Regions from separate parts of the Homo sapiens genome. Here region 2 is linked to region 1. A link is a loop called in an ENCODE intact Hi-C map of the cell type or tissue named here. Cell type or tissue: endothelial cell of umbilical vein. All regions are shown on one strand. Each heading gives the region's core, and the rest is flanking DNA. Links, peaks and the distances in the headings are about the cores only. Region 1 overlaps TRAF3IP2 (TRAF3 interacting protein 2). Region 2 overlaps FYN (FYN proto-oncogene, Src family tyrosine kinase).

Region 1 (16,278 bases), core at 7,230-9,729:
CCCTAGCAACCCTCCAGCCAGAGGAACTCTAAAAACAAGCAATTTGCCAGAAGAATTGCGTAAGTTGTTTGCAACATTGTTCTCTCCTTCCTCTTTTTTTTTTTTTTTTTTTTTGAGACGGAGTCTCGCTCTGTTGCCCAGGCTGGAGTGCAGTGGTGCGATCTCAGCTCACTGCAAGCTCCGCCTCCCAGGTTCACCCCATTCTCCTGCCTCAGCCTCCCGAGTAGCTGGGACTACAGGTGCCCACTACCACACCCAGCTAATTTTTTGTATTTTTAGTAGAGACGGGGTTTCCCCATGTTGGCCAGGATGGTCTCGATCTCTTCACCTCGTGATCCACCTGCCTCGGCCTCCCACAGTGCTGGGATTACAGATGTGAGCCACCGCACCCGGCCACTCCTTCTTCTTGTGAGGTCTTATACTTTGTGATGGCTGGATGATCACTCGTCCCTAATCTCGAAGATTTTCCTTTTTTTTAAGACAGGGTCTCACTCCTGTTGCCTAGGCGGGAGTGCGGTGGTGTGATCATGGCTAACTGCAGCCTCAACCTCCTGGGGTCAGGTGATTCTCCCACCTCAGCCTCCCAAATAGCTGGGGTTACAGGTGCATACCACCACAACCAGCTAATTTGCTTATACTTTTACTAGAGACGGGGTTTTGCCATGTTGCCCAGGCTGGTCTCAAACTGCTGGATTCGAGTGATCCACCCGCCTTGGCCTCCCAAAGTGCTAGGATTACAGGCGTGAGCCACTGTACCTGGCCTCATAACCTCAGCTATTTCTCATGTACACAGTAAAATAAAATGCACTTTTTTGCTTTTTGCTTAAAAAGTAACCAGCATTTTGTATGAATGTTTTTAGTGATTCTGACACCACTAGTAACACTCAAAAACTGCTTACCTCTAGATTTCCTTAAGCACATACTCCAAAAACAAATAACCCCAGTGCCTTTTCCCTCTTCTAAATGATGCTCTTGAGTGGACTTGTCCCTGGGTAAATTGATTGGATGTCCATGTGGTATTGGGCAGGGACCCAGCATCTCACCATAAGTTAGCAGCAGCCATCAAGAATGAGGTCATTTCCTGTAGGAATGAGCAATCTTGTTTGGAAAAAACGGTCTCACATTCTCCATACTGCATCACAACCAAATGCAAACTAAGCCTTTTATTTAAAGAAACATTCAACTAAGCGTAAGGTGATGATTCTTTTTCCACATTTTGCTGCCAGAACCAGAAATGTTGAAATATCACCAAAATGTTCTCATATTAAGGTCAGTCAGGACAGTAATTTCCAGAAATCTTAAGAAAACAGCCACTACTTGTGAAATTATTATATGATGTGCTTGCTAGAGAAGCTCAGGTAATTCTAATATGCATTTTCCAAATCTGGGAACCTCTTTGAACCAAACCTGAAACAAAGCCTTTTGCATCTGCTAATTCCTTTTGGGGGATCTGTGCTGTTTAGTCATTGACAACTCTGAAAGCTCTCTATGACAATGATTCATTGCTGTTTTCATTCAAAACATTTTATTTCTGAACACTTTCTTAAGATCTTAATCATTTTAATTTTGAGCATTTCTGGAGAACAGATGCTGCCCCACATACATTATAGTCCTGATATCAATCTATAGATCATATATATCTTACCATAATCTATAAAGGAAGTCCTCAAATACGTAACAATTGGGTGAATGTTAGGTGTTCAGAAGAAAATTGAGTGCCATCTATATATCTGGCTGCTTAAGTGAGTTAATATGACCATTATACACACTTCCATTTGGGAGGTGTGTTTCAAAAAACCTCAGTGTAGATACAGACTCGTATTTTCTCTCCAGCCCCCCTTTCTTCTCCATCTTCTGCCCCAAGGGCTTCCTGAGATTTAAGTGGTCCATTCCAGACTAAAAGCCAACACAAAGTAATTATTCAGCTTTCACATTAAAATGCTAGTCAGACAATTTCCCCAAGACTTTAGCCTGAGAAAACACTGGTTCATCCTGACTGGGTAAAGCTTATCCAAACTGTACTGTCTGCTGCTCTAAGCTGACCCAGGGATGAGTGATGGAGTCTGTGATGTTGGACTGCCCAGAGGCAGTGTCTCTTCTTCAAGCTGCTGAAGTGTTTTTTTACTAACATATCTGAGCTGTGCTTTGGTCTACTCCAAACTTGCTGGCCTTTCTGCAAAAGTGAGTGGATTGCGGGGAAGAAGGGAGCGGGGAACCAGTTTCTCACTCTCCTCCCACTTGCTATTGTCAGAAGAGCGAGATTTCAGGGCAGCAGAGAGCATCAGGAGATCAAAAGAAGACACTGCTGGGTGGTCCCTTAGCAAGTTTTAGCTTCTTTGCCTGCTGGGAGAGTATTCCTTGGGCACAGTGCCAAGTGTCTCTAAGAAACTAGTCATGCCTGATCTTAAGGGCTCGCGGATTCTGGGTGGTGGATTTCCTTAGGCTTGTCTGAGCCTGCCAGTGCTCTCCTCTGTCGCTCTGATTTCCATTCACGCTGAGCAGTCTGCACTCCCTTGGACAGACCCACTGGCATTTTGGGCCTGAGGAGCTGTGCCCTGAGGACAGCATACAACGTAGGCATAAGCTCTTAGAGCACCCCAAGCCCAAGGTTTCCTCTTATTATTCTAGAAGGACAAAAGATATTGCATATAATTTAGAAGTTTGTTTACAATAGAATAATTTGATCAGTTTCTAATAAATGTAAAAATTTTCTCTTAGGGAAAGTCTTTATCACTTATTCGATGGACACAGCTATGGAGGTGGTGAAATTCGTGAACTTTTTGTTGGTAAATGGCTTCCAAACTGCAGTAAGTATTTTGTCCAAATAGATAACTGAACAGTTATAGTGAGTACAATGGAGAGAAAAGCAGCAGAAGAAAAAGTGTAATAGCTGTTGGTGTTTTAAATGATATTATTTGATTTATGTGATTATGCATTGAATGCTTATAGATTTAGGTAATAATTTTCTAGATTTTAAGCTATCTGAAGTCTCCAGCATTTTTTTCCTGTATGCTGTTTGAGTGACCCCAAGTACCTCTGAACAGCAAGATCAGTGCTAATGCTGACCACATATGCAGCGGCCCCTGGCCTGAAGGAAACGCCGGGCTCTTGCTGCACTTTGTACCTTTGTCCTTTCTCACCAATCATGCCCACTTTGTCTGAGTTTCCCATGATGCAGGAAGCTGCAGGCTTCACCATGGTCACCTGCTTATTTAACAAGGACCTTTTGTTCTGCACTGGGTTATGAGGTTTGAAGTAGAATCCTGCAGCCTGAATCCCCCATTGCGCACAGCTGCCATTTTCATACCTTGACGCAGTGATGCTTCTGGATGGGTGATACTGGCCAGGTTTGGGGCTGGTCTAATCCAGTTCCAGGGGAGGCTGACCTCACCCAGCCCTGCAAGCCCACTGTGATCTTGGCTCCAGAAATCTCAGGAAACACACACTGCCCCTGTCCCCCTGCAGTCCCTTGACACAGTACAGCTTAAAGCCATGTAAATTTTTCTCTATGATAAATAAAGTACCACATGATGCTACTCAGGGGACTGGCTTTCCTCAAACACTGAGATAACTTCTTTTCCTTTCCAGAGCCCTCTTCTAGGCCTTTTCTAGTGAATTCTAGAGAGTGGTGAAAAATTAAGGGAAATATCTATGAATATAAATGTCTATGGGTAAAGAGGGATACTTAGTAACTAAATATCAATTTTAAAAGTTATTTAGTATTGTTTAACAGGAGTTTTTATTTGAAGCTTTCTTTATTCTATAAGATAATTTTTTTTTTTTTTTTGAGACAGAGTCTAGAACTGTTGCCTGGGCTGGTGTGCAGTGGTGTGATCTTGGCTCACTGCAACCTCTGCCTCCTAGGTTCAGCCTCTCAAGTAGCTAGGATTACAGGTGCCCACCACCATGCCCAGCTAATTTTTTTGTGTGTGTATTTTTAGTAGAGATGGGGTTTCACTATGTTGGCCAGGCTGGTCTCGAACTCCTGACCTCATGATCTGCCAACCTTGGCCTCCCAAAGTGCTGGGATTACAGGTGTGAGTCACTGCACTCGGCCAAGACAATTTTCTAAAAAATGAAAATGAAAGTTCTTTTTTAAAAAATGCATACAACTTATACAATCCAACTCCATAATTATATAGAGACTAATATTTCCCTTTCTCATTTCTGGTATAAGAAAGCACTATAGCAGCCAGGCGTGGTGGCTCATGCCTGTAATCCTAGCACTTTGGGAGGCCAAGGCAGACAAATTGCCTGAGCTCAGGAGTTCGGGACGAGCCTAGGCAACATGGGGAAACCCCATCACGACTAAAATACAAACTATGGCCAGGCGCAGTGGCTCACACCTGTAATACCAGCACTCTGTAAGGCTGAGGCGGGCAGATCACCTGAGGTCAGGAGTTCAAGACCAGCCTGGACAACATAGTGAAACCCTATCTCTACAAAAAATACAAAAAAATTAGCCGAGTGTGGTGGCACATTTCTGTAGTCCCAGCTACTTGGGAGGCTGAGGCAGGAGAATTGCTTGAACCCTGGAGGTGAAGGTTGCAGTGAGCCGAGATCTCGCCACTGCACTCCAGCCTGGGTGACAGAGCAAGGCTCTGTCTCAAAAAAAAAAAAAAAGAAAAAAAAGTTGGCATGGTGGTGTGCGCCTGTAGTCCCAGCTACTTGGGAGGCTGAGGCACAAGAATTGCTTGAACCTGGGAGGTGGAAGTTGTAGTAAGCCGGCATCACACCACTGCACTCCAATCCAGCCTGGGCAACAGAGCAAGACTCTGTCTCCAAAAAAAAGAAAAAAAGAAAGCACTGTGGCAACTGTGACATAAAATCAAATTACACTGGGTGTGGTGGTGCGTGCCTGTAGTCCCAGCTACTTGGGAGGCAGAGGTGGGAGGATCACTTGAGCCCAGGAGTTGGAGGCCAGCCTGGGCAATATAACAAGACCAGGTCTGTAATATAAATAAATACTAAGACATAAGGCCAGCATTTCAGAAAAGATCTTACTTTTTGTCATTTCCAAAGACACATACTGATTGCCCCTGGAGGAGAGCTTAGGTTTTGTTTGTTTATCTTCACAACCAGGGGCCACATAGGCAGAATTTAAATCTGTCCCTGACCCTCATCTCTATGAAGACTTGTGGTAGAAATCACAGAGCCCGGTCCTGGACAGCTAAGTTATTATTGACACATCTAGATCCCCTTAGTGGAATGAAACACTTAATGAGTAATTTAAGGAGAGTGTAATAAGGGGCCTATTACAAAGCTTTGGGTAGGTTTTAGAGAGTCCAATTTTATTGGGGATAGTGCAGTATTCTGGCACTAGCAAAAGCAGGGAGTTGTTACTGCCCCTAGGTCTAAAGAGTCAAAGAAGGAATTCTTACTGGAAGATGAAGAGGATGGCTATATTAGTTTGCTAGGATTCCTATAAAGTACTACCGATTGGGTGGCTTAAGCGTAGAAATTTATTTTCTCACAGTTCTGGAGTCTGGAAGTCCAAGATCAAGGTTTCAGCAGGGTTCATTTCATCCTGAGGCTGTCTTCTCCTTCTGTCCTCACATGGTCTCTCCTCTGTGTGGACACGTCTGTGTTCTAATCTCGTCTTCTATGGACACCAGTTCTGTTGGATTAGGGCCCATACATATCACCTCTTTTTATCCTAATTACTTCTTTAAAGGTCCTGTCTCCAAATACAGTCACATTCTGAGGTAGGGTAGGGAGATAGGGCTTCAACATAGGAATTTTGGGAACACAATTCAGCCCATAATAGTAGCTGTGTGGAGGAATGATCATAACAGGAGCTATGGACTTTGGGAGAGACTTGGAGAAACAAATGGAAGATATCCAGCTCATTGCACCACCCAGGATGTCCACTACAGTAGCTGGGAATAATTTAGAGTGCTTGGATAATAACAATAATCACTATTTTTTATTTATTTAATTTTTTTTGAGACGGGGTCTTGCTCTGTTGCCCAGGCTAGGGTGCAGTGGCACGATCTCGGCTCACTGCAACCTCTGCCTCCCAGGCTCAAGCAATTTTCCTGCCTGAGCCTCCTGAGTAACTGGGATTACAGGCACCTGCCACCAAGCTCAGCTAATTTTTTTTTGTATTTTTAGTAGAGACGGGTTTTCACCATGTTTGCCAGGCTGGTCTCACACTCCTAACCTCAAGTGATCTGCCCCCCTCAGCCTCCCAAAGTGCTGGGATTACAGGCGTGAGCCACCACGCCCGGCCAATTATCACCATTTACTGAGTGCTTATTTCCTGCCTGGCATTATGATAGGCCTTTTCCATGTTAACTCATTTTAGTTCTCACAACCACCGTAGGAAGTCAGTTTATTAACTACATATTACAAGTGAAGATAAGATTTAGAGAGTTTTAGTAACATTTCCAAAGTCATGCAGGTGGGAAGTGGCAAAGCCAAGACAGAACCCAAGCTGTCCGTTTCTTCTCAACCCTGACACTATATTGCTTCTCTCCCATATAATAGCAATGGATTAGTGACACAGTCTCAGAAAGCTACAAAAGCGTTCTCAAGAGTAGTCGTTGGCCATCACACATTTGAAAACAGGAGTCATCTAAACCAAAATAACAGCCATTCCATTTTTCATGTAAAGACACATATTCTGAACTCTGTACTCTATGTATGTGATAGTTCGGTATACACAGGGCATGGTCTCTTTCCGTAGGAGGCTTAGCATCAGGTTGAAGAGACACAGCAGACATAAATGAAACATGTCCTGAATAAAAGAATGTTATCATACGTGTTAATTGTCCAGTATCATTAGTGGTCACAATGGGGTAGAGTTAGGTGAAGTGAGGAAGAGGAGGAGATTGGCATGTGGGAAGGATTCACAGAGCAGGGGGGTTTGTGCTGTGCCTTTAGGGTACAGGGGACTCCAATGTGGGGAGTAAAGTAGACAGGATATGTGAGGAAAAGAGAGGCGAGGCTGGATCATGGATGGCGAGGCTGGATCATGGATGGATCATGGATGGCTTTTCAAGTGATCTGCCTGCCACGGCCTCCCAAGTGCTGGGATTATAGGCATGAGCCATCGTGCCTGGCCTGGAATGACATTTAGGACAAGTAATCTGGGAGCAGTGCAGCTGAATCACGTAACCCCTCCCCAGGGACACTCTCCCTGAGTCACCCATTCCAGTATATAATCCCTCTTCCCATCAAGAGCATCTCGTAAACACACACGTGCACGTACACACACACACACACACACACACACACACACACACACACACACACACACACACACACTCTGCAGTATAAGCCTGAGCCCAAGAAGGGCCTTCTTATTTGGTTTCTTATAAAATAAAAAATAACTGATCTTTCTCCTTTTAAAATATCCCTTCAAAAACTTGAATGCTGATAGTAAATATCAGTCTTTTCAAGGCCTAAGAGTTCTACTTCTGACTTTCATCATAAACCTCTTCCCTACCGTTTCAGTAATTGTTTTTGTGACTGTTCCTTGGCTCTGCTCCAAGTTTCATACAATCCTTTTGAAACATATAGATTGAAACTGTACATAATACCATAATAATGACCTCACTAATGCAAGTAAAGCACCACAATTGTATCTCAGTTACTTGTATGCCACACATCCATTAAAATGTTCCAGAATTATGTTTGCCTTTCAAATGTCTAAATTACAGATATATAATATATGTATATTGCTGGCTTATATCCAACTTAGTGGTATACCGTGTCCCTCAGATTTTTAAAAACCTGATTATTGTGTAGCCATAGATATATTTTGATGTGTATCACAATATCCTAATTATGGACATAACATTAACTACTTAAATGCCTACTAATGTTGAAATAGGGAATATTTTCAGAAAATTATATTTTGTTTTTTAGACCTATGTGCTCCTTCTTGCAAAAAGCATTAGTTAAGTTTTGGAGCTTTAAATGTATATAGTATTGTGTTTTCTTCTGCTCTGCATCTTGAGAGAACCTCTCATTAAGGGCCAACTCCCACATCTTTTTTTTTGCAGATTGACATATTTGAGGATAGAATCCGAGGCATTGATATCATTAAATGGATGGAGCGCTACCTTAGGGATGTAAGTACATTCCAAAAACCAGAGTTTGTTTTCTGGTGAGAAAGACAATGAGCTTATGAAGTTGTTTTATTAAAGAAACCCTGGCATACCCACCTAAGTCTGAAGCTGAGAAAGCCCCAACAAAGCCTCCCTTGTTGGAAGCCGTGCAAAGACTTGGAAAGGAAGGACGGAGTCGCCCTCTTGGACATGCACAGGCAGGAAATAACGGTCAAACCAGACACAGGTGGTTGATAACAATCAGAGGAAACAATCTTTTGACGAGAATAGGAAAGAAGGAAATGAAGGCGGAGAGTGGGGAGAGAGCAGCAGAATTCAATTTAATCTGAGGCCACCCCAAGTGTTTTGTAGAATTGGGCTGAAGAGGTTTCCTAGGCAGCCTCGCAGGCTGCACAGCACACCACCCCCGAGGTGCCCACGTGCAGCCCCGTGATTTGTTCTCCACTGACAGAATCTATACCGGCCACTGGGACACGTTGTGCTTTAACAAGATCGAAATTGATTGCTGCCAGCGTGTCCGTGTCGGCTGCTTCTTTTGGAGGGAGCCAGTGGGGGACGGGAGTCTCAGCAGGCTGGGGTGTTGCACTTTTCCTTTTGTCTGCAGCCTGATGTTTGCTTTGTGCTGAAGGGTCTGTTCCTACTGACTGTGCTAATGTGTACACGCAGAAGACAGGGCAGTCGAGTGCAGTGACTGGCAGCTCAGAACCAGCTGGAGGGAGGGAGGGTGCTTCTTACTGTTGGTGTTGCAGTGCCTTTTTGCCACGACACAGACTCACTCAGTGATTCGGGCTTTCATTAGAGGTTTATTAGTGATGGTTGTGGAAAATGGTAGGCAAAAGCACATCTATTTGAGAGAGCCCCTCTCTGAGCCATTTGCTCTGCATGTTCAAGGTGGGGCTGGGCTGGAGACAGAAGGGAGAAGCAGAGATAAGAGTCTGCCTGAGTGGGGGCCAGTGCTTCTCTTTCTATGGAGAATGAGCCTGGCCCTCCACCCCGTGTGTCAGAGAATGCCCACAGTCCTGCTGGTACACTTCCATAAACATGCCTTTCTCCCTCTCATTAACAGAAGACCGTGATGATAATCGTAGCAATCAGCCCCAAATACAAACAGGACGTGGAAGGCGCTGAGTCGCAGCTGGACGAGGATGAGCATGGCTTACATACTAAGTACATTCATCGAATGGTGAGTGGGGAGGGGATCACAACACCTCACTGTCCCCTGGGGATGGATACCTTGTCCAGGGAAGTCCCATTCTTCCCCAGAGACCAGCTGAAGGCAGCATGATGCTGGGTGAAGAGCTCCAGGCTTGCCATGTCAGGAGAGGAGCTGTTGGTTCTGGCTCCATCTACCTTAGGGACTGTGGGCAAGTCCCTGCACCTCTGGGACTCAGTTGTTCCTATCAGTTGCAAGGGGAGAGCAATCTGTCATCTCTAGGATCCAAGATTCTGGAAAGACGTGCTCTGCTGGCTTGGCTGTTTACCAGCAACTATGAAGTCCTAGGAGGCAGGAGACGGGGTGGTGAGGAGGGCTGGCCCCTGCAGCTGTATCATGTTCTGTGCCCTACCTTTTCAGAAAGGCAGGTGGCGTAGTGAAAGGGACACCTGCTGTTGCATCATGTGGGCCTGGTTAAAGTTGGCTTCCTCATGTACAGGCTGTGTGACCGTGGCCCCACTGCTTAAACTCTTTGTGCCTCAATGTCCCTATTCACAAAATGGGTCACTAATACTTACAGGATTGTCGTGAAGATGAAATGAAATAATGTTTTCAAAATATCTGGTGCATATCAGATGCTCAAACAAGGGAAGGGAGTGTTCTTAGCTCATGACAGGTGGGGAACTATGGGGCCTGGTTATATTCAAATAAGTGGGAGACATTTAGGATATTAAACTTGTCCAGCATGGGATAAAACTAGAACATTCTGACCGAAACAATCACCCAGCGTTGGAACTGGCTGTTTTATGGGCTACGAATCCTCCTTCTCCCCGTGATTATAGAGACGCTGTGAGACAGTTTCTGCTTGACTAGGAGGCGGTGCTACACTTGTGACTTTCAGGCTGTCCTGTGGAGTTCCCAGTGGGTGCCCATATGTGCTGGAGGAGGGGCTGGGTCTGCGCCTCCCACCCCTACCTCAGCCAGAGCTGGTCTGTACTTCTCAGGCTTGTTTGTTGACCAAGGATTCTGAGATTTAAAAAGGCTTGGAAAATCACTGGACTAGAACTGATAAGCTCCATTTCAGCTCTAACACTTCATGAGGGGGAAGGCACCTGGAATGGGCATAGAGTGTCACTAAGATGGGAAGATGGGGAGGGCACAGTCAGGCTGTCTCGGGGCACACAGCTTTACCTCAGGGGAAGCAGATGTAGGTCCCAGGTCTGTCCTGTGGGTCAGCAGCGTGGGAAAGTAGGAGGGTGGGTATTCCCCATCTGAGTCTTCATGGTCTCTGTCTCCCTTTCCACCAAGTGCAGACCACTCACGTGAGCTCACAACCAAACTGAAGGAAGAGCCGAGGCAAGGTGATGAGGTTAAAAAGTGAGGCCAGGGAGTCAGGAGATAAGGCTCCCTCCTCTTCTGGTCTCAACCAGTCTCACAGCCCTTGTACAGTGCCCCGGAAAGGTATCATTCCTGGGAGTAAACTGCCTGAAAAGGTCATGGCTGGCTCGGGGTGCTGCCGGCCCTTGGTTGTCTGATGCATGTCTGCATGGCCTCAGAGCACCCAATGTCCTGTCTGCATCTCTAGGAACCTGCCAGTCCCAGAAGCTGACAGCTGGTGCGTGGGAAGGGCTCGAGGCCTCAGCCAGTTCCTAAGGAAACCTGTCTAGCTCTGTGGGTGTGTGGTGTAGCCAGGCAGTAATACACAGCTTGGCCTCAGAGCTTGTCTGACTGTACCAACTGGAACCAAACTGTCGCCAAACTTGGTTTCTTGGGCCACAATGTCTTGGGCCCTTACTCATCATAGAAGGGGTCGAAGAGGTCAGACACAGAAGTGCCTTCCTGACTGCCTGGCTGACTTCCTGCACCCCTCTAGGCAACAGAAAACCCTGGAACAACAAGAACTTGGCCATGACAGAGGTAGTGCAGAGGTACTGATGAGTAACTGCATCATACAGTGAATTAGTTTACAGAAACTCAGTTTCTGGAAGGGTGAGAGAAAATAAAAATGCACTGCTGCTGGCTGGCCCCTCCACAGGCTGGGCAGCCTAGTGCACAAGCCAAACTTCACAGTATACGGAGTCCTAGAAGTCAAACAAAACTCAGTGCTTCACTTGTAACTTATGCACCCCATCCCCTTCCTTTCATGTGTACTCGGTGCTGGTGTGGTGGGTGCTTCTAGCTGCACAGTACTTGGGTCATTTTAAAATATGTTCTTGGTGTTATCTTATGGTTTTTAGAGAGAGGTGGTTCCGAAAAAACACCTTGTGGAGGATTTGTGTGTGTTGTGTGATCGTGTGTGTGTGTGTGTGCGTATGCAACTATGTGAGAGTGTGTGTTTATGAGGGGTTTCTATGGTGATTTCAATAACCAGCTATCACCACTGTCACTTTCTTCTCTGTTCTGTTATTTCCATGCACAATGAAAACTTCTCAGTTATAAAAATGAATTGGAAGATGAAATGGTTGGAAACACATAATTCCTCGTCTCCTTCTCATCAGATGACTGAAAGCTTTGTGCTGGTCACAGGATTTGGAAGACTCTAACTCCCCTCCTATTGAAAATTCTGATTTTTGAGAGAGTTCTTGGTAGCTAAATCTTCTTGGGCTACCACAGTGTCAGAGCATATTGGAACTGGTGTGAGGAACCTAAAGCCTGGCAGATGGAGCTCTTCGCAATTGACATCCCCTCTCTGCCAAGCCCATCTTGTGCTCTAGTCACAGTGCATTAGTAGCTGGTCCCAACCACATCAACACACTTTCACACCTCCAGACATTTGCTCATGCTGTTGCCTCTGCCTCTGTTTTCCCTACTTGACCAAAATCTTTTCTTTCAGTGCCCAAATGAACCCTCTTTTGTAACTGTCCTTCCAATCTCTGATGTAGAATGGATGGCCCCCATTCTGGGCTTCTAGAGCAATTGTTAATACTTTTCACCCGGCACTCTGGTTGGTAATTTCCCTTTCTGCCTGCTCACTAGACTGCTGGCTTTGTGAAGATAGGGACTGTATCTGTGGTGTTCTGCTAAGCTGGCTCTCCTGATTTGTAGCACTTACCTATTTCCATGGTATAAATACTCTCCAATACCATCGCCAATTTCAAGCTATCAGTGTGAAGTCACTGAACACAGAATTAGGAAGAGATGCACACAACAAGCTTTTGTGAGCTGCTGCAAGCCAGTTCCAGCATACCCTGGAAGGTATCCTAATCCTTAAAACCCAAAGTCTGACATAGAATGTGACTTCTAACAGGCCTCCAATAAACGACTGATGAGTGAATGGAATAGATGTGTAATGGGGAGGCCTTAAAATGTTAAGTGTGTGGCACTCAAGTATGGAAATCAGAATAAAAATGCCATGTGGACGTGCATGATTATGGGTACCATTAACTCCTCATCCTCATTCCTGAAATTAAACCTTCACATTTGTTTGGTTTCAGATGCAGATTGAGTTCATAAAACAAGGAAGCATGAATTTCAGATTCATCCCTGTGCTCTTCCCAAATGCTAAGAAGGTAAACAAACAAAGAAACAAAATCCTCATAATTCAATCTTTGGTTTGCTTTGCCATCTGGGATTTTAAATGGAAAACCTTGTCCATTCTTTTTTTCTTTCTTTTCTTTTTTTTTTTTTTTGAGATGGAGTCTCGCTGTGTTGCCCAGCCTGGAGTGCAATGGCGTGACCTTGGCTCACTGCAACCTCTGCCTCCTGGGTTCAAGTGATTCTCCTGCTTCAGCTTCCCAAGTAGCTGGGATTACAGGTCCCTGCCACCAAGCCTGGCTAATTTTTTTTATTTTTAGTAGAGATGGGGTTTCACCATGTTGGCCAGGCTGGTCTTGAACTCCTGACCTCAGGTGATCTGCCTGCCTCAGCCTCCCAAAGTGCTGGGATTACAGATATGAACCACCATGTCTGCCATCAATTCTTTATCAATCCTTAGAGATAACAATGTTACCAGAAAGATCAACAAGTTGTACCACTCAGTTCAGCAGTATGAATCAGGAGGGTTTTAAAGCTATCTGATAGGATCACTGCTGTCCTAATTGTTCAAAGAACCGTTGCACACAAAGATGTAGTTTCTGTTTTAACTCAAGAAAGAAAAAGAGAAGGTTCATGTCATACTTCTTATCTCTTGTACATAAAAGTCAAGATGTGTATGGTTTTTGCTGGCTGTTCCAGGGAGGCATTTCATTGCACATAGTTCAGCTCTCAAAGCTAATGATTACAGGAATTAAATCTATAGTTACCTGAGTGAACTTTGCCGTGATTCATATGAGGCTTTTCACACCAGAAGGGTCTGCCAGCAAGTTTGGAGAATGGGGGCAAAACCACCTGAGGCCACATTCCATGCTTGGCAAAGGGAAGGCAGTGGTGGAGTAAACATGTTGAGAATCAGACCACAGCACCCTAAACTCAGGCCCTGTTTCACCCTGGAGGGATCCTCAGATGTCAAGACTGCACTGAGACCCCTGCCCTGGATGAGGGAGGCTCCAGTTTATGGGAACGGGACACCTCAGGCTGTATGGTGCACAGCCTGTGCGATGGCACACCTTTCTATCCTCCCTGCGCTGCCTTTGCCCAGGGTCTCACTGCTGTCACTTACTGATGAGTCTCCTTACTGGTCTCATCTCCACTTTGACCTTGTGCTAGCCATCCTCTCCTCTGCCATCAAAGAGGAACATCCAAAATGTAGGTCTGATCTGTTTCTTGGTAGCTTACAAATTTTGTGCCGTTTTCCCATTGACTACAAGATCATATCCACCTTTCTTAGCACGATCTATGAGGCCTCTCAGAAGAGGACTGTGTCCCCTTGCGTAGTTTTCTCTCATCACCCTCTGTAGATGCTGTGTGCTCTGGTCACCCTGGACCATTTCAGCATGCCCTCACACATGCTGTGTTCTTTTGTCTCTGTGCCTTTGCCTTTTCTGTTCCGTCTGCTTGCAATGCCCTTCCCTAACTTGCCTGCCTAGTGAACTCTTACTTACCCTTATATCACCCAATCTCTCTAGCCTCCCCGACACCTCTTTTGGTTGTTTGTTTTGAGACGGAGTCTTGCTCTGTCATCAGGCTGGAGTGTAGTGGTGTGATCTCGGCTCACTGCAACCTCTGCCTCCAGGGTTCAAGCGATTCTCCTGCCTCAGCCTCCCGACTATCTGGGACTACAGGCATGTGCTACTATGCCCAGCTAATTTTTGTATTTTTAGTGGAGATGGGGTTTCACCATGTTGGCCAGGATGGTCTTGTTCTCTTGACCTCGTGATCCACCTGCCTGGGCCTCCCAAAGTGTTTTTTTTTTTTGAGACAGGGTCTTGCTCTGTTGCCCAGGCTGGAGTGCAGTGGTGCAATCTCAGCTCACTGCAACCTCCACCTCCCAGGTTCAAGCAATTCTCCTGCCTCAGCCTCCCAAGTAGCTGGGGTTATAGGTGCTCGCCACCACGCCCAGCTAATTTTTGTATGTTTAGTAGAGACAGGGTTTCACCATGTTGGCCAGGCTGGTCTTGAACTCCTGACCTCAGGTAATCCACTCTCCTCAGCCTCCCCAGTGCTGGGATTACAGGCGTGAGCCACTGCGCCCTGCCCTGACACCTCTTTACCTTCATGCTGATATATTTCATTGTCCCTTTCTTAAGGGTGCTTAATTCTAGCACCTTGGGTCAATGGTATGTGTTTGGGTTGAGGGTACTGGGAATAATTGTTGAGAATTATTGGAGCATGGCGATATACAAAATAGACCAAATTTTCATTGGTTTTGTTATTATTTTTAAATCTCCTTCAGACAATGCCCGTATTACCTGAGCCCAGCACAGGCCGCTCTCACCACCTGTCCCCTTGGTACACCATTGACTAGAAAATCATTTGTTGACATTTTGCTTTCATCCTAAGATTTGAAGTCCTCAAGGCAGTCCCTGCGTCCTTTTCATTTGGGCATCCTCAGTACTCAGTATGATGCCTGCCATGCAGCAGGTGCTGCTTCTAAGCACAATACCTAGAGAAGTCCCGTCCTATAGTCCCTAGGAGTTAGACTCAAAAGCAAAGGCCTTATGGTGGCCTACAGGGCACTATCCGATACAGCCCCTTCTACTTCCAGACCTCTGCACCTACTCACTCTGCTCTACTCACAGTGGCCTTGTTGCTTGTGAACAGACCCAACACACTCCCTCCACAGGGCCTTCGCACTGACTCTCCTATCTGCCTGGACCCAGACAACCACAGAGCTTGCTTCTTCCACTCTTTTAGGTCTTTGCTCATTTTCTCAGTGAGACCTCTCCTAAGCACCCCGTTTAAAACTGCAAATCTTTCACCCTTGCCCCAGCACTCCCTGTCCCCTTTCTTGTTTAATTCTTCTCCACAGCATACATCACTGTTGAACACACTATCCATTTACTTATTATCTGCCTCTCCCCACCAGAACATCCACTCCATGAGGGCAGTCTGACACTGCACCCCCAGGATCCCTGGCTAACAGTTTCTGCCTCTGCCTGATCACTGAGGTCTGATGGGCTCCTTCTACTGCAGGCCAGACCTGGGGCTGGAGTGAAAGAGTAATGAATTGATTTAAGCCTACGGCCCTGGCATACTTCTTCTGAAGTCACAGGGGAATTCACATCACTCTGTGTGACCTCTGTCCTACCCCTTTTATGTGAGGGTGGTGAAAAGCAAGTTGAAATGCAAAGGGTAGGTAGTCTGGGAGACTGACAGAAAATGCTGTGCACATGTGGTTTTTATAATGAGATATACAGCTTGTACCCGAAGCCAAGAACATTTCACATGCTAAACCTTTCCAAAAGCAAAACAGCACAACTCCCAGGATAGTTTGGTAGGAAACGCCCATGTAGGGAAAGCCAGAAATGTTTGGGAACTGAGCCTGGGATCTGGCATCCAGGTTTTTCTCTAATGACCTTTGCTCCTGTCATTCTGCCTCCCATAGGAGCATGTGCCCACCTGGCTTCAGAACACTCATGTCTACAGCTGGCCCAAGAATAAAAAAAACATCCTGCTGCGGCTGCTGAGAGAGGAAGAGTATGTGGCTCCTCCACGGGGGCCTCTGCCCACCCT
Region 2 (16,278 bases), core at 8,702-11,201, 120 kb before region 1:
TTCCAGTGGGGCAGCTTTTCAGGTGCTATTAGAGCACCAGATACTAGAAAGGAGTTTTTAGGAATATTTTCCTTCTTCCCAGATACTGACAAAGTGGTCACCAGGTAAAAGTGTGTGATTAAGTATGTGGTTTGCAATCGAGTATAGGCTCCTCATGTAGAATATAATGTTTATAGCTGGGGCAAGGGGGAACTTTCATTGTTGGTGTTTCTAACCAAAGCCTAGTCATCCCAAGCAAAGCGGAGCAGTGACTGGAATGTATTACAGGGTGATGCTTTCTACTGCATTTCATAATGGCCAGCTCTGGAGTCCTTTTCTTTCTCTTTTTCCTTCTCCTTCTCTTGCCCCTGTTCCTCCTCCTCTTGATTCTTTCATTTCATGCCAATTATCCTCTCCCTTCATTTGATCTGAGAATGGAAGCATTCTTAGCAGCCTCAAGTGATGAGGAAAAATGTTAAACTAAGACCCTGGCTGCTACCGATACTGTCCAAATGCTGAATTACATGTCGGTCAGACAGCTCAGCTATTTGAATTTCCCCAACACGTGGCAGTTCTTGTCCTGGAGCCAAATGCCCACACAGCAAGCATACCCGTGCGTTACACACACACATACACCCCCGGTGCTGGGCCAGATGGCATGCTGTATCTCTAATCAAAGGCGCACTGCAGCTTTGATTGGCACTGGCCGTCCAGAGAGGAATGTGCATGTGAATTTGAGGCAAGGTGAGCCGAGAGGACCTGAGTGCCAGTGGATCTGAGACTTGCCCTGAATGAGGGACTTTATCCTGAGGCAAGTCTGTCAGATCCCAGCTCCTCAGACTCAGAAGGAGAGTGGGCAAAGGTTGTGAGACATGAATATTTGATTAAGGAAAGGGCTAGAATAGAGCCGTGTGCTCACCCTTCTGTGTGTGAGTCGAGTTTTTCCCCTTTTCCTGGACTTTGAACTCTACAGGGTTTGTGGTTAACGCTCATGAACCATGGGTAAATGAAAAGGTTGCCAGGCCAGGAGCCAGAGGATGCTGGCAGGGGTGCTGTTAATAGGGCCTGGGGGTTTAGTCCACGCCTTATTCACTGGAGTGAGGCTCCTCAGGCTGTGGCCCTAGGTGATTGGCACCCTCGCTGGTTCCCCTCCCATCAGGCTGCTGCCCTGAGCGGGTCCCAGGCTGCTGCCCTCAGCCTGGCCCCCAGCCGTTCCTCTGCATTAGCTGTCCTGATTGCCCTTCTGCCGGCTGCCCAGCTGCACCATCATGTCCCCAGGTGCCGTCAGAGCCCCTTTCAAAAGGCCAACCTTGTTCTTTTAGCCTTTGTACTGCGTTTCCTTACTTAATTTCCAAATCGAGGGTCCCGTCCTTCCTTCTTCAAACATTTTTCTTCTTTCCTCCCTTTCCCAAACACCTTCAAATCCATGCCAAACACTAGAAAGAGAGAAGTAAGAAGTAAGTGAACTGGAGAGCTGAACTGGGGGGGGGGGAAATGAAGCTTGGCAAGGCAGGTCCCAGGATGTCCCAGGAGAATAAAAGACATGCTGTCCTGCAGCAGAGGGGTAGGGAGTGGCAGAGCCATTTATAAAACACCTTCCAAGTGCCAGGCCTGAGAGGAAACGTGAGGACCAAGCAGGGAAACAATAGGAATAGACTCAGAGGGGTTAAGTAACTTGTACAAAGTCACACAGCTAGGAAAATAGCAGAGCCAGGATTTGAATCCAGAAATGGCTGACCCTGTTGCATCTACCATTCTAAGCTATGCTGACCACATCTCATCAAGTCAGTGATCAAAAGAACAGAAAATAAAGATAGAGAGGATTAGTCATACATCCCTTTTCCCCTTTATTTTATGGGACTGTTTTTAAGGAGCACCTTCTAGTGTGTCTGTATGAGGGAGTTGGAGAGACCTTCCTTTTCCAGCACTGGGACAACCCAGCTGTTTATAAAATTCCTCCCGAGGGCCTGCCCTGCCCTGGCTGCTTTACGAGGCAGAAAGGGCCTGGTGTGTGTCTGCTGGTGTACTCTGCAGATGGCATGTGTGCTGTGTGCTGAAGTTTCTGCTGGGAATTAATCAGCTCCTCCAGACAGCTGGTCCGCATGCCTAATAATATTTGCAAGTCGGGTTTTATGTTACCCACAGGCCACAGCCATGCTGCATCTTGATTATGGGAATGCAGGCGGCATTCGGAAACATGCACCAAACACAGATATTTTAGGACCATGAATGACAATTGTTTTCAAAACAGTTGTGAGTTTCCCATCTCAGCGTGCACGGAAATATCTGTCACCCCTTGGGCAGATGAGGTGGCATTGCATAGGGCACAAGCAGAATTGGAGTGTGGAGCTGGGTTCCACAGTCCTTCCTGTGCTCCTTACTTCGCACCATCCCAGCTACCCAGGACTGAGCAGCAGCCCATGTCAGGGAGGTGGTCAAGGCCAGGCCCTGAGCCTGTGAGGTGGTCTTCCACTGACAGCACTCTAGAAGCAACTAGAAATTTGGGGCGATTGCTTATTCTCTATTCCCTGGACATCTCACTCAATTACAGCAGATAGTTCGTCTTTAGTTACAAACACTTTGCTAAATTCTGCCCAATCAGAGTCTCTAAATAATGCCAACATCAGTTATTTGAGTGCCTTATCTATGAAAGGACTTTACTAGGAGCTACTGATATCAAGAAGCCTAAGACTGCACGACAGTCAGCAAGCATGAGGAGGAAGACGTGGGGGATTGTTGAAGTCAGATGGAACTGGTTTTGAAATCCAGCGCTACCACCTGATGTTCTGGGGTCTTAGGCAAGTTATTTAACTTTTGCCTACCTCAGTTTACTTATCTGTAAAATGGAAAGACATTTTGTCTGCTGTATGCATTTTTGCAAAGATTAAGTGAAACAATGCATGTAAAGTGTTTAACAGGGTACCCAGCACATAGTGATAAATGTTGCTTGTTACTGTTGGTATATCTGGTACAATACTAAGTTCTTGGGGAATAAACAAATGAGTGAATGGATTGTAGATACATGGAAAGTCTCAAACACTATTCAGGAAAGGGAGAGAAGAATCAAAGATAATTCCCAAGTAGTCAGATGCAGGTGATTGTGAGAATGGCATTACCAATAACAGAAATGAGTACTTGGGAAGATCTTACTTTCAGAGAAAGAGGATGCATTTGGGTTTGGATCTGTTGAGCTTGAGGTGGTGGTCTTGGTCCTCCAAGCCCAGAAAGATGAGTCGGGGTGCCCTCACTGGGTCTCACTGCCACAGCTGGGCCCTCAGCCTTCCAGCCCTCCCCTGAGTTCTGGTCACAGCCACCTCCCTACCCCACCACTGCACCTTCTTCCCAGAATCATTCCAGAACTCACCACAGGCACCACAAGGATCTGCTGTCCATCTTCTTGTCCATACCACACCTGTCTCCTGTGACCCCCGACATAGGCAATGTCACAAGCCTTGCTTCTGGAAATTCACAGCCCCTCCAGCCCTCACTTCCTTCAGAGATTGCACAAGCAGGAGAGAAGCAGTGGGAAAATCCTCTGCAGACTCTAGTTTTTTCTTCATGAGCTTTCAGTGCCGACTAATGTTGATTTAAACCTAACAAGTTCAGACAGACATGGCTGTGTGTAAGCATAACTTCCTTTTGTGGATACCTTTTTGTTCTTTATGAGCTATAACACACATACAGTAAAACGAACAAATCTGAAGTGTGCAGCCCGATGAATTTTTATGTACATATATGCCCCTGAATCCACCCCGAAGATAAAGATACAGAATACCTCCAGCACTCCAGAAGACCCCTTATTCCCACTCCCAGTCAGTAACCACCCCCACAAATAGCCTTTTTTCCCCTTTTCACCATAGATTGGTAAGTTTTGCCTGTAAATGAACATCACAGACATGAATCCTATAGTATTACTCTTGTGTCTGGCTTCTTTCCCATTATGTCTGTGAGATTCTTCCATATTGCTGCATGGAACAGTAGTTCTTTTCATGGCTGAGTAGTATTCCACTGTACAAATATATCACAGAGCCTCCATTCTACTGTTCCTGAACATTTGGGGTTATTTCCAAATTGGGGCCATTATAAATACGGCTGCTGTGGTGATACACACATGCCCTCATCTCTCTGGGCTGTGTTCTCCAGTGGAATTGGTAATTACAGGGCAAACCTAGGTTAGCAATTGCAGTTACTGCCTAACAGATTTTGTGGACATATTTTTAAAAAGGTGAATACACACTTAGTGTGTCATTTGCCAGTACTGTACTTGCCTCTAAGCTGCTAGTGAGGCAGCCTAGTGAGACTGAGGAACCAGGGGTTGGACATTAGGATCCCTGGCTTTGAATCAGCTCTGTCACTTACAAGCTTGGTGTCCGCAGGCCAGTTACTTAAGCTCTTTGAGCCTCATTTTTATCATCTGTAAAATGGTGATAATAAAAATGATCACCTCACATCATTAGTGTGAAACTTACATGGGCTATCTATAAAAGTTCTTTGAGAGTTGTGAAATGTAAAAATCATCCTTATCACCTCAACTTTTTGTATTTGACATACATTTTCCTTGAAAACAGTCTAAAAAGTTTTTAAAGAGAATCACTATTAGTAATAAATAGGGAAAAAATCAATCTTTCAAGAAAAAAAATACTGTCTCCCTATTTTATAGCCTAGGCCAGTCAGTGGATCTGGGCAGTCACCACTTTGATATACCTGCATGCTCCAAGGGCCCCCTCACCCCGGACACAGCGGGGAGTCACACATCCACTGTCCTCATCTCCGGCCAGCTTGCCTATTTTCTCATATTTGCATTCTCTGTTGAGAACTATCCCTGCCTCTGCGCTGCCTCTCTTGTTTTTAATCTTGTGAAGTCTGAATATCAGATGGGCCTTCTCAGCATTTTCACTGAGGCATGTGCATACACACATCAACATGAGCACACATGAGCACACACACGCTGCATGAGCACACACACGCTGCGTGGGCACGGCTGGAGCAGTTCTCCCGAGTATCTGTGGAGTCGGTCTTACTGCTTCTCTATAGAAGTGATTTAGTTTAAAGACTAGCAGCGGGCCCTTGTAGACACAGAGCACATAGTAGTATTTAATAAATATTTGTTTACAGCAATGGAAATAACCAAGGTCACCAACCCCCCCACACTCTTGTGAGACATGCTCTCCTGCTGTCTCTCATCAATGTGCATGGCTCTCTCTGGGAATCAAATGCTGTTGTGGCTGCAGGAACCTCCAGAAAGGGTTGTTTATTGCATTGATATTCCTTGCACACTCCAAGATTGTCTTTGGAGTGATGGGAAGCACAAGAGCTTTGGAGCTAGATAAGCCTGTGTTCACATCCTGACGCCGTATTCCTAGAGCATAAGTTCTGGCCCCTCTGAGCCTCACCTTTCTCATCATAAAATAGGATTGGTGTTGGTTACCTTTAAGGTGGTTGTAAGAATTCAAGAAGACAATTAGTAGAAGTTGTTGGTATTATTCACTTCTTCCAGCTCCTCCCCACAACACTTTGGAGTTTTTTTGTTCTGTTTTATTTTGGTTTGTTTTTTGTTTTTTGGGTTTTTTTTGGATAGCTTGACCTCTTTTCTTCTTCCCACATACACCTCAGTCCCCTCCCAAAGAGGGCAGGGCCTGGACTGGTTAAGAGCATGACCCATGAGATCAAAGTGTCTTGGTATAAATCCTAGCATTGCTGCCAATTCACTGTGAGACCTTGAACAAGTTGCTTAACCTGTCTGAGCTTTTATTTCTTCCTCTTAAAATAGGGATAATAATAGTTATCTATATCATAGAATTGTATGGCTTCCCTGTGAATAACCATAAAGCAGTTGGCACAAAGCCAACACTGAGCTGATAGTGGTAGTTGGCAGTAGTAGTAATAGTAATATTATTATAATATTGATCCAATGGATGCCAATAGCTGTGTTTCTCTCTCTCTCTCTCTCTGACACACACATACACACACACACACACACACACACACCCACCCACCCCACTTTGGGTTTTCCTGATCGCTCCCATCAGGGCTCCTTCCACATGGAGGCTCTGCCTCTATCATCCTTTCTCCTGATTTGAATCCTCATGAAGGACAGGAACTGGGGTTGCTCTATGGTTTTGGTTGGTTTGTTTTTTAAGTTCAAAATTAATGAAACAAATGTCAAGGAAACATAATCTTTGGATCTTTGGACTGTAAATAAAAATAGGAACATTCGGGTCTTTGTATAAGACTGCTGTAAGTTTAGGCTTATGTATTAAATAGAAGAAGAAAAATGTGTCTGTTCAAATGCTCCCAGTATTGAGGGTTTAAATTGAATAGATTATTGTCTGGAGGAAAATTCAAGTATAAATTAGACTACGAAGAATTACTAACTGTTGCAGTTTTCATGTTAATTATTTCATGTTAAAAAATTGTTACCGCATAAATTAACACATTCTTTCATAGAAAACATATTTTAGAAAGATTTGTTACTTTAATAACTCTTTGTGTATTAGAAATCCCAGATGCCTGTACTAATTAAATATAATCAGATTTTAGATTCAAAAAGCACAGTAGCCATTTAACACAAACAAGCAGGCAGCTAGGTTGACAAACACACTCAGGAAGAAGTGGATCCCTGTTTCTTTCGAATTTTGAATTTCACAATCCAGAACTGTGAATTCAATTCCTGTCCTTCCTTTGTATTACAACGACTGGGGATTATTAGACTCAGAGCGCCAGCTTTCCAGCTCAAGGGCTCCTGCAGAATTATTAATCAGCCGCTTCTGAGGCCCCTGTAATCCGGTGGCAGATCAAGGCTGATCTCGCCGTGAGATGCCCTCCCTCTGCCCCCGTCAGCACATGAATTTCTTGTTCTCTGTCAACAACAGCATTGCCATTCCCGCACAGTGTGCTGTGACCTGAACAGCAAATATCAGGAGAGAGAAAAGGAAGAAAAAAAAAACCTTTTTAATTACTGAATTTAATCTAATTCTTCCCATGCTAGAGAAGCAAACCATCCTTTCATGAAAAGCAAACCCTTTAAAATGCAAGCCATTGTCTTAAGCACCGACTAGTGTGTTCCCAACTCAGTGGTGCCGCCATAAAATGACCATGCCAACCCCCACCTCCCCAGCCCACATTGAGAGTCTATCATCCTGAGGGCTGTCTAGGGAGAGACCCCAGGGGACTTGCCCGACAGAATGCCCTGCCCTCCGAGGTCAGACACGGCTTTCCCGCTGAGCTGAGTCGCATGCCTGAACCGTGCTGCTTGTAATCAAGCTTCCCGGATCCGAGTTTGGTACACTTCAGTCACTAAGCAGAAAAGCTCCTTCATTTGTATTCTGTCGCTTCAAGCTCTGAGCTTCCACCTCGTTTCTGGGAGGGACGGCTTTGTTTATCTGCTGAGCCACCGTGGAGCTTCGGGGCCCAGATTAATAGTTAGGGGGAGCAGGTCAAATTGGCAGGGAAATGGAGATGAATTGTAGAGCGCATCCATTTTCCTCCCGGAAAGGGTGTGTTGAAAGCCAAAGATGAAAATTAAAAGAAAAGGGACTCTAAATCACCCTTTCCTACTACAGTCTCTCTTTAAAGATTAAAACTGTTTCAGGTCGGAGATGGGACCAATTTCTTTCATTCCCACCCTCGGGCAGCTCTGACTCTGCCCAGAGGATACAAATGGATTGGAGGTAAGCAGTGGTCACCTCAAGCCCAGCTTCTTTGCACACCTTTCCCCTTTATCTGTGCTGGTCAGTCCCATTTTGTATTCTGTGTGAGCATCTCTTTCTCCTTTGTGCTGTTTTGGGCAGAGCCTTTTGATGGTTGTTTATGAATGGTCAAGAGCAAGTCCTCAGTCTGTGCAGCCCACGTTTCTTGGTAATCATCAAGAAGGAAGCAGATGGTCACCCTCTGTGATTTTAAAGTGTGTAAATAGGAACTGTAGACTGCCATCAAACATCAAAAATGTCAGTTGGCTTCCTTGTCTTGCTTTGCTGGCAAAAGGAACTCCTGCATTTGCATCATCTGGGTAATCATGGACACGCAGTACATTTGTAAACTGCCCCAAGTTCTGAAGCCTCATTTCTTACAGCCAAAGGAGGGGGCTCAGTGGCATTGCTCTGCCATCCCCAGGGTGGCTCCCCCATTGGCACAGACACTGTACCAGATTGAAAAGGGGAGCGGTTTGAAAAAGCCACCCCAAAGTGATGTTTGTCTTCTGTATATCCTATTATCCTTTGATATGTTCTGAGCTCCCAGTCAAACCCCGTGACCTCCAACTGTTCCCACACAGTATCCCCAAACCCAGTGCTGCCCATGCAGCCCAGCTCGTCATGTGGCATGAAGTCAGACTGACACGGGCCCTCTGCCCCTTCTGGGGGTGGCTGGATTCTTGGCATCATTTCTGTGTTGAGCTACATCCCACACATCCGTTGATCACTCAGGTGAGTTCCTCTCACCACCCTGGGCAGCAGTGTGCAGTTGGTTACAAAGCTCTTGTCTTTTGTTCTGGATTGAAAGTCCGCAAACATAGCGTTTATGCTGTTGAAGCTGTGAATCAGAATTTTTATTCTGTTTGTTTTGTTTTGTTTTGTTTTCTCTTTACAGAGGTAATCAAGTTACAGAATTTTTATTCTGATATTACTTCCTTTCTGGCTCTTCGGAAACTGGAAGGATAATTGGAATTATTCAGAGCCTCAGTATTCTAGAACAGCAAGCAGGGCTCCTTTTTTCTTCAGTCCCACCCAAGATAACCACTTAAATAAGCCTCCATAACACAGTCTGTACTCCAAGGAAAGTCCCTTCGATGGTTCTCAGATTTCCTTCTTAAAAGGACTAAATACCCACAGTTTCAGGAGATGCCCATTAATGTTATCCTCTACTTTTGTGTTGCCCCCATAAGTTACCCTGGGTTTGTCATTGGTCACCGTTGCAAGGAGGGTGATGGAGAAAGGCAAGCAGCCCAGAGTTTCCTCCCTTCACTTCCTGGCTCCTCTAGGGATATTTGGAAGGAATGTCACAGTTTACCTTCTGGTAGCCTCCATGTCTGGATCGAATGCCCTTCCACAATTTATCCTGCCTATCCTTCCCCGACTGCAAAACCCCAGGATTAATACCTAGAGTCCAGCCTTGCCCCTGCATTCTCCCTGGTAGCTGAGCCTACTCCCCTGTGTCCTCTAGTTGTCCTGGGTTCAATTTTTAATACCCACTGATGGACCTTCTGTCTCTTCTCTGTCCAGTCTTGAACTCTGGGCTCTCTTGGAACTTTCCTCACCCCTCTCAGCCTGAATATTCCTTCCATGGATTCCACTCAACCAGACTTTGGATCTGTGCCTACTTAATCAACCTTATCTTTGCAATATGTTCGGGCCCACCTTCCACTCCTTGGTTCTTGTCCTCCTTGGCCTAACTTGTCCCTTCTCCACTCACATCCCCGGTGGGACAGCATTCCTCCTTCCTCCCAACCTCCCTCCTTCTCAAACTTCTTGCTCAACATTATGAAATTTCAGATGGAATATAATCTTAACCCATTGTAACATATACTTTTCAAAAAAACATGATGCTAAAACTTTATGAACTTGAAGTAGAAGTTTCAACAGAGTGCGTCACCGGGGATAACTGGAAAACACCCAGTTGTATTACTTCAGAAGCATTTGGGAAATCTGAAAGTCATTCCTTTGGCCTAGTGTGAAAATTCTGAGTTTTGCTTTGCCAAGTTTCATTGGGTTTGAAATCATTGTTTTGTTTAAATAACCACAAAGTTCCAGGTCAGGTCAGCTTTGATTTTGCTTCTTTCACAGGATATCCTGTCCTGGTACCGCCTTGTCACCTCCCCCTCCTGTAAACCAAATTTCTGTTATTGGCATTGTTTGTGATTTTTTTTTTTTGTTTTATTACCCAGAGTAACTTTCAAGTTGAATTATTGCATACTATTAAATATTGGATATAATAATTTGCAGAGTTAGTGGCTTTATAATTAAAAAGGGCTCTGGGTGGCTCTTTGGTTCAGAAAAACAGTGTCTATTGTTGAAGTTAATGGGTTTCCTCCTTGAAAATGCTATTAGGGCACAGCTCAGATTCTCTGTAGGAAGGATTTGGCTTCTTTTATTCAATACTGACTTCACCTTCTCCACCTTGGCCTAGTTTTTTAGCCAGAGGGGATATTCTCTGAGACTATGGAATTGGCCTGGTCACCAAGAAAAATAAAAAAGAGAGAGACTTGGCAGTTCAGCTCTCCGGAGATGTGAGCTGGGCCCACCCAGGCCTGTCCTGGCCCCTGCCGTGACCCTCCCCACCGCAAGGAGAGCCATGGGTCATGCTGCATCATTCCAATGCGGCTGCCTCTCCCTGAAGCCCTCATCTCCTGCTTATGTTCTCTTTTCCTGTCTCTGCTGAGCCCTCTTCTTCCTAAAGGCAGTGCCACCATTTAGTTCTCTGTTGGGTTTGCCCGTGAAGTCTGTCTCCCTGGCTGCCTAGAAACCCCAAGGGCGGAGGCAACCTGTGCTTGGTTTTCCCAGGAGCGCCTCACAGGGTGCTGGGGACATCATGGACCCTCAGAAGATTCTCAGTGATTGGTTGATGAGTGTTTTGATTAGGAGGGTTTTTTCATCTTCTTTTCCTCTTCTGATGTTTGGAGAGCTTTGGCATTGCTGATGGCATTTGCCAGTGCAACTCAGGGACTTTAGGCCTTTACTATCTGAATAAAATAACAGCTGGTATTTATTCAGCTATTACCAGGTACCAGACGCTGTGCTGAGCCTTTTACATCAACTGTTCTTCCCACCACAACCTTAGGAGGTTATCATCCCCAGTTTACAGACAAGGAAACTGAGACTTAGGGATGTTTTAAATGATCAACCAGCAAATCCAGTGTGCAAGCACAGGGATACCTGACTCGGAAGCTCCTTTCCTAAATGATCATAGTGGTCCTTCCACAAGTGACCACTCAATCCCAGCTCAGCCCACAATCGGACCACTTTGCATTGTCACTGAAGAGCATCCACTCCTCGTTTCCTGGCCGGCTTATGTACTCTTACTGCAGGAGGTGATTTGGCAGCAAAAGTATCTGCAGTCTTCATTGGAGCATTTGAAATGCCCATGCCATCATCTTAATGTATGAAAACACATAAAGAACAGGAAGTAACTGAGTCAAGTAAGCTATTTCTATTTGAGGCAGAAGTGAAAAACAGATTACCTGGCCACTAGGGATAGAGGGACTTCATTAACTGGAATGTGGCCTGGGGCTTGGGATGGGCCATCCTGACATGATGACTTTGGGCAGTCATCCTGTTGGCACTGAAAAACCGAGAGCATCAGTCAGGCTGTGCTGTCGTATGAAAGGAAGATTTTATTCCTATAACTTTTAAGAGTGAAGAAAATTATTAGTTTATTACACCACTGTATTGACACTCTTTGCGTTTAGTTTGATTAAGTCTGTGTAAAGGAAGAGAATTACTTTGACCGTCAGGGTGTCAGATAACTTACTGCCTGGCTGGACCCTTTAGCTAGTTAGAGCATTTATTGCTGTTTAACCAGCCTTAGGCAAGTTGCTATGAAGAAATATGTGTCTCCAACCTCAAAGGATTTGCATTCTATTTAAGGAGATTTTTTAAATAACTTATGAAAGAACTAGTAAAAGGACACAGAGGAGACATGGACACAGTGGAACAGTGTATAGTGTTTATGCAGTCAGGCTCTGGCACCTTCGGTTCAAATCCCAGTTCTGTCATCTACACTTGTCCTTTGTTTGGCACATTGCTTTCCTCTCGGTGTTCCGTTTTCTCATCTGTAGAACAAGACTATTGCTGGCATCCACCTCATGTGCCCAGTGCTTTGCATGCCTGACTCTTAGCAAGCGCTCAGTGTATGTTTAGCTATTGTGGTAGCTGCTATTATCAAGCATTAAACTGTTGTTTCTAGCACTGGCGCTAGGTGCATTGGAGAGATTAGTGAAGGCTGGAGTAATCACAGATGGCTTCATGAAGGAGGTGGGACTGGAGCTGAGGAGGCTGTAGCTAAGCAGGTGAAGAGAAAGAGAGCATTTCCAAAGCCAATGTAAAAGAAACAAGTGTGAGCATGCTAAGTGCAGGACACAGGTTATAGTAAAGCAAACTGAACTAGATTAACTGTGTTTGGGGTAGCAAGAACCAAGTTAGGTCAGGCACGGTGGCTCACATCTGTAGTCCCAGCACTTTGGGAGACCAAGGCAGGAGGACCACTTGAGCCCAGGAATTCGAGACTAGCCTGGGCAACATAGCAAGATCCCATCTCTACAAAACATAAAATTAAACTAGGTGCAGTGGCTCATGCCTGTAATTGCAGCACTTTGGGAGGCCGAGGTGGGTGGATCACCTGAGGTCAGGAGTTCAAGAGCAGCCTGACCAATATGGTGAAACACCGCCTCTACTAAAAATACAAAAATTAGCCAGGCATGGTGGCGTGCACCAATAGTCCCAGCTACTCAGGAGGCTGAGACAGGAGAATTGCTTGTACCCATGAGGTGGAGGTTGCAGTAAGTCAAGATTGCACCACTGCACTCCAGCCTGGGCAACAGAGTGAGACTGTCTCAAAAAAAAAAAAAAATTAAATTAAATTAAACATTAGCCAGGCATGGTGGTGCACATCTAGCATCCTAGCTACTCAGGAGAGGCAGGAAACTTGCTTGAGTAAGCCCAAGCAAGAAGAAGAGCCCACAGGGGAGACACACAAAATGCTTGGAAAGAAAGGAAGGACATGGGGAAGAATAAACTCAGAAAAATAATTCATGCATTTCTCATAGAAATGTTTGAGCTTTGCGGGTTGGAATATGCTAAGTTTTACTGCTTTGTTACCGAAATTATTGGTATTATTCACATGTGAGAAGTGTGCTAAAATAGTACAAATGTACCCAGAGCCACTCGTTAAGTAAACATGACAGAAGTGACAATGGAAGCATCATCTACCCAATTGCTAATTGCTGATAGACACCCATGGGCCTTGAAATGTCACGATGCTTTTGAAGAGTTTTGAAAAGTCAAAACACTTTTCCCATTCTGTCTCATCATAAGTCATTCTCAAGGTAATGATGTGTTATCTTCCATGTTTTAAAAGACAAGGGGAAAGAACGACGTGGGAAGTCATCGCACTTCTGCTCACAGCCCAGTGACTTTCTGTTGCGCTTAGGATGGAATCCAAAATCCTAGTACAGGTTACAGAGTCCCACAAAATCTGTCCTTGTACCCCATCTTATTATTCTTCATAGCACTTTATTGTAGTTGACATATATAATAGCCATTCATTTATTTTATCTCCCTCAAACTAAGCTTCCAGCTCCATGACTGCCAGAGACTGTGTTCCCTTTCGTCCTCCTGGCACCGAGTGCAGTGCCAGGCACTGGGGAATACTCCAGAAATACTTGTGGTAGGAAGAAAGAACAAGCCAGCCCAGCAGTGGTGGGTGTTTGTGTTGTTATTTCTGTGGACAAACTTTGATAACTGAATAAATCCACAGCCCTCTCCTTTCTCTTGCTTGAAGCATGGATGATTATTAACTTTATTTTAAATGAGGAAGACCAGGGCTTGGTGAGGTCAAAATGGTTGATGTCTAGTCACTTGCATTCATCCCAGTCTATTAAGAATTTATTCTTAATCCAGTCTATTAAGGATTTTCCACTTTGTTTCACTGTGAACTCTCCCAAGGCCCCTTGCCACCTCGTCTTTCTGCTGTTGTAACTAACCACCCCCATCCCCAGCTGCAGCCCCAGTGAACTGGGCCCCCTTGTCCTCAGAGAACAAAGTATGGGGCTCCCCCACTCAGATACATTCACTCCGACCCAAAGGGGATCTGAACACACTTCCTTTGGCAGTGAAAATGCAGGGTTCTCCAGGTGTTTTAAGTTTCATTAGTGTGTGGCTGTTGCTTTTCTATTTCAATTGGCAATTCTTAGACTCTTAAAAGGACATCCAGACAGTGACACTGGTGCTGTCACCAAGGACAAGTAGAAGACTCACCAGAGGGCAGGGAACTGATAATACGCTCTGTAAGGAACTGTGGTTATTCAGCCAAAAAGGGAAGGGCTGGGAGGGCTGACCAGCTACTCATTCATTCATTCAGCACCTGTTTATCAAGTGCTTTCTCTGCAGCAGACACTGTACTCAGTACTGGAGATGTGGCCATCTGGGAAGACATGCTCCAGCACTCAAGCACAGTATTTATCTGGGGCAGAGACAGCCTTCAGACAATTCATGCATTCATTGCCCTTTAATAATAACAGCTTCGTTAGGCAATATTTACTGAAAAAAAGTAGTGACAACTACAAAGAGGGAGGTGCTCTGGCAGCATAGAAGTAGGAAACCTACCGCAGTCTTTAGTGATCAGGCAAAGGTTCCCTGTGCAAGTAACACTTTGGCTAGGAGCAAAAGAGAAGTAAGAATTAGCCATGGGTTAAGGGCTTTTGATAAAGGAAATAGCCTGTCCGTGAAGCAGGTAGGAGCTTGGCATTTGCAAAGCAGTCAAAGAAGGGCAATGGAGAGGTTGCAGAGGAGAGAGGAGGGAAGCAGAGGAGAACAAGTCTGGGATGATAAGAAGCAGCTGGGGAAGTAGGTAGGGACCAGATTATGCATGTAGATTCTATTAGAAGGCTACTATAGAAACCCAGGGGGGGACATGCTGAGCAAGCGAGGACTAGAGGAAGGGTAGTGAATTCAAGATCATGAAATGGTCAGGATGTAATGGACCTGACACGGGCAGGGACAAAGCAGGAGAGCACAGAGATCATTCAGTAAAGATGTATTGACCTCCTTCAATAGGCAGGCCCTGTGCTGGGATCTGAGTGCACAGTGATGAAAAATAGAGTGTCCAGGTGAGGATGATTCTCAGGATTCTGTTGTCACCAACTGGGTGGTTTACAAAGTCACCAAGGATTGAGAAGCCAAATTGTGGGGAAGATAAATTTTGGATGTTGCATTTGAGGGGCACTGACTTGTATAACCAATTTCATGGAGAGACAATTGAGAGGGAAATTGGTTATGCAAGTCAGGGACTCGAGAGAGAGGTCCCATCTGGTGATATAAATGCAGGCATCATTGGGGTCAAGATAGTCATTGGAGCCATGGGATTGAATAAGATCCCTGATATTACACAGAGTTTGTGACCACTTATTTCATATCTCAACAGAATTCAGAGAAACAGGATTGAGCTGTATATCAGAAATTATTTAAAACATCGACACATTTATTCATTACAGGAATAATTCAGCCTAAGGCTAACTGGTCTTATATATGTTCCTGGGAGTTAAATGACTAAGGCACAAAGATCCTCTTACATGGAAGTTCTAGGACATGGGTACCAGTGACAACACCAGGTTGTCAAGTTTTCACAATGACAAGTCGAGGTTTCGGCAATGAGTTTACCTTGGGAGTTTGGTAAAATTTGCAAATAGTACCTGGAAAACATTCAGTGGAAAAGATGCTTCCAAGTACACACACCACACACACACACACACACACACACACACACACACACACACATATTATGGCCTTCGTGTATTGGCTTATCCTAAAGAATCCTAAACTGTTAAGCTAATTCAGTAAGAAATGACAGAGTGGTCACTTCTTTTTTTGAATTCATGTAAACATGGAACAAGTACAGTAAGTGTTACAGTGAAGCTCAAGATATCAGTGACATAGATGATCATTACCTGCATAGTTTGCTCTGTTTCCTCTAAATAAAATGCAAGGAGGAGAAAACTGTTTTCATATCTAAATCCTGCTCCCAAGCAGAAGAATTTCAAAGTGTGAATCAGCTAGTTACATAACAATTCCAAGTTAACTGCATTGCGGTTCTCCTGATGTTTTCTCCGTTGTTCTGTAAGTCCATACTACTTAGAAGACCACTTTGATTCTGACTTTTTGCCTGTCAGAACTTTACTTTCAAGGGAAAGGCAACGTTTACACCCAGGAGATCCTTCCTTCAAGGTGTCTGAAGTCTCCTAACTTACAGAGCTCACTGCAGCAGCCCTGCAGCAGGGACATCTGTGGGATTGTATAGGTTATGTACTACACAACCTTAGGGATGCTGTTTTCATAGACTGGGATTTTACACTGTGCAACCTGCAAGGCTAGTTTTAAAGACACCTGCCAAAAATCCCCAGTTAACTCCACCACATTTAGAGCTGCATTTTAGGGCCAATAGCTTTGTACCCTCAGGAGGTGGGAAGCCAAGATAAGGGGAAACAGAAGTAATGAGATGTGTCCAAGAGGAAGCAGGGATTAGCTCTTTTCAGTAGAAACCTCAGTTAATCATTAATACCTTATTGCTGCTTTGATTTAACCTTTTGTCTTC

What was found. Peaks named below come from ENCODE experiments on the same cell type or tissue, not always from the same donor. Only the 100,000 strongest peaks of a DNase experiment are listed, where the experiment ranks them.
Region 2: it touches region 1 in a loop (2.9-fold over the local background); 1 of 110 quality-filtered maps calls a loop at or near these places.

Annotation. Positions count from the first base shown.
Region 1 is chr6:111,559,424-111,575,701 of GRCh38, reverse strand. TRAF3IP2 (TRAF3 interacting protein 2) reads left to right here. Exons shown (of 9, transcript NM_147686.4): 4 at 1-59; 5 at 2,719-2,807; 6 at 8,010-8,078; 7 at 9,142-9,258; 8 at 12,663-12,737; 9 at 16,151-16,278. It also overlaps TRAF3IP2-AS1. Among named protein-coding and RNA genes, the nearest start is that of TRAF3IP2, 38 kb to the left of the region's middle. RefSeq lists enhancers at 9,338-9,387, 9,267-10,466, 10,631-11,303, 15,839-16,278 and a silencer at 13,169-13,369. In endothelial cell of umbilical vein, for the core only: no CTCF peak of the experiment used is centred there; DNase peaks (open chromatin) are centred at 7,481 and 8,351; H3K4me3 peaks cover 466 bases; H3K27ac peaks cover 2,378 bases.
Region 2 is chr6:111,677,295-111,693,572 of GRCh38, reverse strand. All of the region lies in intron 12 of FYN (FYN proto-oncogene, Src family tyrosine kinase), which reads left to right. It overlaps LOC105377945 (a long non-coding RNA gene), which reads right to left and starts at 3,720. Exons shown (of 3, transcript XR_001743812.2): 1 at 3,344-3,720; 2 at 1,324-1,415. RefSeq lists enhancers at 10,302-10,803, 15,400-16,278. In endothelial cell of umbilical vein, for the core only: no CTCF peak of the experiment used is centred there; a DNase peak (open chromatin) is centred at 9,682; H3K27ac peaks cover 1,936 bases.